Regions from separate parts of the Homo sapiens genome. Here region 1 is linked to region 2. A link is a contact called in ENCODE Hi-C or POLR2A ChIA-PET data. All regions are on one chromosome and are shown on one strand. Each heading gives the region's core, a stretch centred on a gene start or an enhancer-like site at or near the end of the contact. The rest is flanking DNA. Distances are from core to core; before and after follow the strand shown. Region 1 has its middle 48 kb from the start of ZNF365. Region 2 overlaps RTKN2 (rhotekin 2).

The links. A loop is a pair of places that touch in the nucleus more often than their neighbours do. ChIA-PET counts read pairs that join two places held with the same protein, here RNA polymerase II (POLR2A). Pooled maps may share reads with other maps.
Region 1: a loop to region 2 is called in a map of PC-3, with 3 times the contacts of the local background. The contact joins two enhancer-like sites. A Hi-C loop is called at or near these places in 2 of 168 maps with a recorded cell type or tissue (PC-3 and mammary epithelial cell), 1 of 37 single-sample maps with no recorded cell type and 8 of 50 pooled maps. POLR2A ChIA-PET finds 5 or more read pairs at or near these places in 2 of 52 experiments (A673 and OCI-LY7).

Annotation. Positions count from the first base shown.
Region 1 is chr10:62,420,138-62,424,394 of GRCh38, forward strand. It overlaps a transcript of ZNF365 not described here. Among named protein-coding and RNA genes, the nearest start is that of ZNF365, 48 kb to the left of the region's middle. Within about 2 kb of position 2,039, at least 2 of the 41 ENCODE cell types and tissues checked have a DNase peak (open chromatin) inside an H3K27ac peak, as active enhancers do; they include mammary epithelial cell, where a contact is called at or near this core.
Region 2 is chr10:62,242,324-62,246,309 of GRCh38, forward strand. It overlaps RTKN2 (rhotekin 2), which reads right to left. Exons shown (of 12, transcript NM_145307.4): 3 at 3,676-3,734. Among named protein-coding and RNA genes, the nearest start is that of LINC02621, 15 kb to the right of the region's middle. Within about 2 kb of position 2,713, at least 7 of the 41 ENCODE cell types and tissues checked have a DNase peak (open chromatin) inside an H3K27ac peak, as active enhancers do; they include mammary epithelial cell, where a contact is called at or near this core.

The DNA.
Region 1 (4,257 bases), core at 789-3,288, 180 kb after region 2:
TTTATATACATTATTGCATTTAGGTTGAAATTAATTGGCCTACAATTTTCCTTTTTTGTATTGACATTGTCTTATTTGGATATCAAAGTTAGACTAGAATTTACTATTTCTGAAGCAGTTTGTGCAAATTTGAAATTAACTCGTAATAAATATTTGTTAGAACATGCTTGTAAAAACATTTGGGACTTTGTTTTCTTTGAACCAGTGATTCAATTTTTTTGTTATTGTTCAGTTTGATGGAGCTTCCACCATCTTTGTAACACTGAGACTTAAGCTTAAATTTAAGTTTGTATTCTTGTAGGTAACTATGTCACAGAAAAAGACAAGAGAATTGCATGTAGGATTTTCTCTGTCTTAACTCAGAAATGATTCACATATTTTTTCACATTGTAATTGGCCCATATAACTGCAAAGAAGCTAAGAAATAAAGGAAAGTAAATAGAATACTTAGCAAGCTTTACTGTCTCTGGCAGCCTCTAAGTTCTTGGCCTGGACTACAGAAATAATACTTTGATTGATTGCAAGTTGGCAGTGAACTTGAAAATAAAGGGATGACCTGCCTTGATTTTCTGTCGTCTGGACATTCCACTGGTTTTGTATGCACCTAATGTCTTCTAGAATGGTTTCTGTTTTTCTTGTTTTCAGGCTTTTTTTTTTTATTGAGTCAGGCTCTGTCACTCTGTCACCTGGGCTGGAGTGCAGTGGCGCCATGCCAGCTCACTGCAACCTCCACCTCCCTGGCTCAAGTGATCCTCCCACCTCAGCCTCCTGAGTAGCTGAGACCAGAGGCACCTGTCACCACACCCGGCTAGTTTTTTATATTTTTGTAGAGATGGTTTTTTTTTTTTTTTAACTGAACACTGACTGATAAACCATTTTGTACCAGAAGAAGTCTGGAAAACAGACTTCAAAAGATAGAAATGTGGCCTACTTGGGTTTAGAGACATTGGCAACCGATAGTGGTAGCTCATTGCTTATACTGGAAAAATATGTATTTGTCTATTTTGATTTGATTGTTAATGTCTAAGTCATCAACAATCTTATTGTCATCACCAATTTTCTGAACTGAGCTAGTTCACAAATTGAACAGGTCTTGTGAATGTAGGAGAGTCTAGTCAACTTGATGAAAGATCGTACAACACTGGCACAATTATGTACTGCAAATCTGTTACCTGGCCTTTACCAAAAGAATCTGGGGCCATTTACAAGGGTGAATCCACAGTTGATAAAGTAAAATACCCAATCTTTTTAGGGATTACTTCTCATCAGCCTTGAGCTGATGCAAATTCCTCAGGACCATGAATCCTCTATACTCAGTTAAGCGGGTGGGCTTTAGAATTTGGGTGATAAAATGAAATGTTAACCCAAGTCCGTATCACGTAAAGCCAGGAACTCTGCAAAACCACAGTGTGCTAATCCCTGAAAGCATGGTTGAAATAGATTTAATTATGTACTGACAGCCTCCCGACATTGGCATACTCACTGTTGAAGTAAAGGCTTTAATGATAGAGATATGCAAGAAGTCCTTGGGATTTCTTTCTCCAAATAGTAAACAATAATTGATACTACATCCCTGAGGTAATTGAAAAGATCAGTGCCACCATCAAAATCTTGAAAGCTGCAGAGCTATTGATTTCTTTCAGGTCAGCATTAACTTATCTGTTTGCTCTATGCAGAATACAGATGAATCTGGAATAATGACAGCAGATTATTACAACTATAGTTGTTACAGATGTGAACTCCTTGCTGGATCTATAGCTGATACTCAGCTATTGATTTGGATAATGTTTTACCACTGTATTCTGAATAGCAAAAAAATATCAGAAGCAGCTTCCTCTTATCTGCAAGGTACTGCCATATATCTTCATTGTCTTAGTTCAGAGTTATGTTAGTATTCTGGTTTTCAGCAATAATCTAGTCCAGAGAAACCAAGTATTACCATTCTACAGGGCAGCATGTTGGTCCATTATATGGATGAGTCATGCTGAGTGGGCTGTGTGAGTAGGAAGGAACCAGTATTTTAGATGCCTTGATAACTGCATGCATGCCAGAGGTGGGAGAAACACCCCATGAAAATTCAAGGCATGTCATCTTGTTCATCTTGATGAAACTTCTAGGGTTGGGTAGACTGGGAAATGTGATATCTCATAAGAAAGAGAATATAAGTCGCTATGCCTTACACCCTCATCATTAAGGAGGCACAATATTTTGTGAACTTCTTTGGTTGTTAAAGGCAACATTCCCCACTTTTGAGTGTACTGCTCTGACTCATTTACCAGATGACAACCAGTAAATTTGCCAGTTTTGAATGGACCTAGACTAAAGGAGGCACTGCAGCTGGTCTGGACTGCTGTGAAAACCACTCCACTATTTAGACCTAATGACCAAGCAGACCCAATGATGCACAACATGTCTATGGCAGCTAGAGGTGCTGTACAAATGGAGCTGTGAGAAAACCCAGTAGGAGAAACAGTGCAGATACCTAGGGCTTTAGAGCGCGGCCATGCTCTATTCTGAAAATGATCATTTATTCAGTTTGGAAATAGTTCTTAATTCTCTACTGGGCCCTAGTAGAGACTGAATGCCATACCACCTAAGTAGCCCATCATGAGTTAGGTGTTATCTCATCCACCAAACCTTACAATTGGGTGTTCGTAGAGTACTCCATGATCACAAGAAAAGAAAACTGCATATGAGATGGAAATGAAGTTGATCTTGAAGACGAAACTAAGTTGTGTGAGTACCTGGCACAGACTCCCTTGGCACCTACTTTTGCTGTCTTGCCAACTTGTTCTCAACTCACACCTCTAGTCTCCTAAGAAATATCCCTGATGAGTTGTCTGAGGAAGGAAATATTTGGGCCTCTTTCATGGATGGTTTCACACAATGTGTTGGCACCAGCTAGGGGGAGACTTACTATAATGTTAAATGAATTTATAGTGGCAACTAACTTATATAATAGATACTCCATAAATGTTAGTCTTTCTTATCAATTTCCAAACTGTGTTCTGTAGCATGTCACTAAGTAAGATACTTGAAAAGAATTCCTGGTCTATACAACATTTTTAATAGAAACTTAAAAAAAAAACTCCAGGAGTTCTAAAGGAGTTAGTATAGTAAGATACATTTTGAATTTCAGCATTTCTCAAGCTTTAGGAGTTCTAAAGGAGTTGGTATACTAAGATACATTTTGAATTTCAGCATTTCTCAAGCTTATTTGACTCCAAGACTCCTACTTCATAGAGTATTTCACAGGATTAGTGCTTTTCAGAATCTACCTTGGGAATTTCAGCAATTCAGACTTGGACAGAATATTAGTTCTGATAACCAGGAATGATTTGGGTACATTCAATCATTCCAGTTTTTTCAGAATATTAGTTTTGATAGCCAGGAAGAAAAGTGTTAAATTTTTACACTAACTCTAGGATGTGACATGTGCTCATCTTGGCTATTCTAAATGACTAGAATTCTTAGTTCAAAAAGATATTTTAATAGAAAATCCTTGCTATGAGGGTAGCGTAGGTGACACTACCCAAAAGGAGCATGTAAATCAAATTTAATGATGATTTTTCCATTTTATAATAGGGATTAGGGTTACAAGGAGATCACAGCTCTCTGAATCCAATTAGGACTAATAAAATGCATGCTTTGAGCTTACAAATGAATTGATTTAGAGAGGAAATAATTATAATAATAAGCATGATATTTGGCACTATGATTACATATTAGGTTATTCAGATTATTAAAATCATTCTTATTTTCAAAACTGAATGTACATAGTTTTGCACAATGCAATGAAGTTTATGGAGTCTGAAGTATATTATACTTTCTTTTGAGACACTGATGGAAGGAAAGAATTGTAAACAAGATAAGGGCTCGAGGTTAGGATAAAGAAAAAAATTAGACCTTATTAGAGATAACTGTGTTATTAATGAACTTTTATAACAGACTATAGCAAATATTATCTGGGGAAAGAACAAAACATGATTGATCAGACCAAATTTCTGAGAACTCTATTAATTTGAGAAGCCTGTGAGTGAGTATGCTTATCCAATGAAGCTTAGTTTGATTTTGATCCCATTACTGCCCCCTTGCTATCAAATTTAACACTTAATGTTCTTTTTGTAAGTGATAGGAGATGAAGAGGTGGTAAGGTCCAAGAAAGTACACCTTTTTGCAGGCACCAGTACCATGTCCAGCTCTTCTCAACCAGGGTTTTAGGAGAGAATTGAAGCACGATGCTCTCAGGAATCTATT
Region 2 (3,986 bases), core at 1,463-3,962:
TAATTTGGGAACTGATAACTTTATAATATTCTATCTTTACACAGAATAGCATAATAATTTGTCTTTACATTTTTATTAAGGTTATTCTTGAATAATTAATATTTTTGTTTTTTGGAGGTTTTCTTGTAAAGGGTATCTTTTTGCTATTATATTTTCTAATTAGTTATTGTTGATTTTAAGATAAACTACCACTTTTTGTATATTTATCTTGAATCCAGCCACTTTTACTGAATTCTTTATTCATTCAAATAGTGTTGCAGTAAATTCTCTTAAGTTTTGTAAGTCTACAATCTATTACCTTTTTTTTTTTGAGACAGCGTCTTGCTCTACCACCCAGGCTGGAGTGCAATCGTGCGATCTCACTGCAACCTCCATCCTCCCCTACCACCCCTGCCCCCGGGGTTCAAGTGATTCTCCTGCCTCAGCCTCTGGAGTAGCTGGGTTTACGGGCATGCACCACCACACCCGGCTAATTTTTTGATTTTCAGTAGAGACAAGGGGTTCACCATGTAGGCCAGGTTGGTCTCGAACTCCTGACCTCAAGTGATCTGCCTGCTTTGGCCTCTCAGTGTGCTGGGATTACAGGCATGAGCCACTGTGCTGGGCCTACAATCTATTATCTTCAAACAGTATTCAATTTATCTATTTATTTACTTTTTAAATTTTATTATTATTATACTTTAAGTTTTAGGGTACATGTGCACGACGTGCAGGTTTGTTACATATGTATACATGTGCCATGCTGGTATGCTGCACCCATTAACTCATCATTTAGCATTAGATATATCTCCTAATGCTATCCCTCCCCCCTCCCCCCACCCCACAACAGTCCCCAGTGTGTGATGTTCCCCTTCCTGTGTCCATGTGTTCTCATTGCTCAATTCCCACCTATGAATTTATTTTCAATAGTTTCATCTTTTATTCTTATTATTTTAGCTAGAACTTCTAAAATTGTTAAATTATATTGGCATAACAGACATTGTAATTTTGTTTTTGATTTTTATGAGAATGCTTTATTGTTTTGTAATTATGACTTGGCTGATATCCTGCCAAAAAGTCCACTTCTTCTTGCTTGACCACAGCTGCTGACTCATTTCATTTCACAACTGTACTTATTCACAGCTGTTCTTGCTCTGTTAGGATTAACAGAGCATTAACTATTTACACTATCATGGGAGGGACATGGATCCTGACTTCCTTTGCTGTACACCCACAACCTGTGGGTCAGCCTTCTTCTATCCCATGCCGAAGAGAGGAGGGTAGATATCAGCTCCACAAGAGGAGAAGCTGGATACCGATTTTCCAGGTAGTCTTGTGCTCTTCAGATAGCAATGGATTTGTAACCCATCAACTCTATTTCTGAATTCAGCTTCCAATGATAGAACTTCCTTCCAGATTCTTGCAAATGGCTCAGTTTCAGTTTACAGTACTCTAACTTTTGTCTTGTTTTATGTCTTCATTGCCATTTTAATGGTAAACTGGGAGAGTCATAATAAGACAGCTGACTTGATGCTATCAAGTCCCAGAAGTCTGTCTATCATTTTCAAAAGTGAAAACTAAGGTACTTGGTGAACTGATTTGGTTTATTCATTAAATTAGTAGTCGGTGACTAAGCTAATTACCACAATATAATTACGGTAAATACTACATTTACATATGGTAAATATTTGATGTTCAGCAGAAATAATAAATTTGTGATTTAGTTTCATAAAGACCTGGCCAGGGAGTGATGTAGCTGGAAACAGAAAACCCAGGTATTTTCTGGCTATCAATGTAATCTCAAAACATTATGACACTTTGTTGCAAATATTCATCTTTACCAAAACAAAGGTCACATTTTCATCCCAATATCAAGAAAAAATGGATTTATAAAGGTGAATTCATTTTTTATTTTGTTTTTACAAACACATACAAGATATAATTAAGTCTAGGCAAAGATGAAAAGACATTACGTAAGTATCCGATTTTCTCAGAGTTTCCGTTCCTTAATTTAAAATTATCTTTTGGAAAGAAGAAACACATGCAGAAATAAGTTCAATTTTTACACTTGAGTAATTGTGGGCAGGAAATAGTTTTTTATTTTATTTTAAATACTTTTACTTGAGCCTCCTTCTAAATGTACAGTTATTTCTAATATTATGAATTGCTACAATCAATAAACTGTTATGAAATGACAATAGATGTTGACTATCATGGCATTTGAGTGTTTAACAGCAACTTAACATATGTCATTTATATACTGAGTGACACTATATTAGAAGCAAGAAATGAAGGATATGTTTAGTTTTTATAAAATCTCAAAGATCTATAGTAATTTATTCACAAAAAATTTATTGCACATAATGAACAATACCACATAAAAATACATGTTTGATAGCAAAAGAATACAAGGATAAAACATGTTTTGTTTTGTATTATAAAGATAAAAACAAATATAAATAACTATAAAACAAGCAACAAATTTTTACATATTCCAGTTATTTTCTGAAGAATATTTTGCTTAGCTGAATGCAATTCTTCAGATTTTGGCCATTTACGTACTTTGTAAAATGTAGGTCTACCGTCCTGTGTGATAATTTTGTTTATCCAGAAAAATATTACTAGAAACAGTTCCTTAGGTGACAGTACCTCAAATGTAGCAGCAGGCTCTCTAGTACAAGACTTTTAGCCAATAACCTAGTGATTACTTAAGGACCAATGGAGGTATATACTATTGTTTCAAAAATGTACTGATAAGAAAATATTTGTAAAAGTGCATTATCTGACTAGTGTACACACGAGTCAGCCATGTATTCATTTCAATCTGTGGCATCTCCAAGCCATTGTCTTTAGCTTCCTGAACACTTTGGAGAAACTGAGACTGCACAGCATAAGTGCCATCTAGTGGTGAAGGGTCTCCTAACTGCATTAGGAATTGAGAGAAAGGAAACATCCTTTCTAGTTGGAACGGTAACAGAGATTATATTATATATAGATAAACAAACAGATATTTAAGAGAATGTAGTTATTTCACAAGCTAATTGGGTGTCAGAAGCATGGGTTATGTTGCCAGGACAAGGAGAGAAATGTCTGCTAAAGGCGACAGCTTATGTTTAGGAGTAATAGAAGATATGACTAGAAAAAAAATTGGGTCAAAATGGAAGACTGGAGAAAAATGTTTGGTCTTTACACTACAGGCAATGAAGAGCAGCCATCCATCCAAGAGTCACTGAGCAATTACTATGAGCCAAGCACCATGCTAGCTTCTGGGTGTAAAGTGATGACCAAAATAAACATGGTACCAAAACCTCATGGAACTTCTGACCTAGACAAAACATTAAAAACATTATTATAGCTTCTGAGCAGGAAAGGAACAGAGTCAAAAGACTTGGGTTTGGCCTAGCTCAGTCACTTAGCCTCTGAGTCTGTAGAAAATAACAATTACTCTACCTATTTTACAAGACTGCACTAGGGAGAAAACTGTAGAGTATGTAACATATGAAACAGTTTTCTTAAACTCTAAAGTTCTATATCAATGTAGCATATAATGCTAAAAACAGTGTTTTAGAACAAATATTCTGATAGAGGTATGAAAAACAAAATGAAGAGAATGGAGACAGGGCATAAAACAAAATCCACCATGTAGTTACGTTATAGAATTTATTCAGCAATATAAAAGATTCATTTATAGCATACCTGATATGGCAATCTTTCCTTTACATGCTGTTCGTTCTTTACTTTCAAATTTCACATCACTGTCAAAACAAAAAAACTTATGGAAAAAAGATCTTTTCTAATAAGCAATTATTTTAACAGTGTTTCACAAATGTCAAAATATTAAAAGCAAATGCATATCCGTGAATAATAATGACTTCCAGTTAATGTAAACTATTTGACTCAAACTTTAAGATGTTTAGTCAAGTTAGCAAGTTAAAAGAAATATCTGGAGCCACTCCCGATTTTTCATATAAACTTTATATTCCTTGATGACTGTATACTGGTTACTT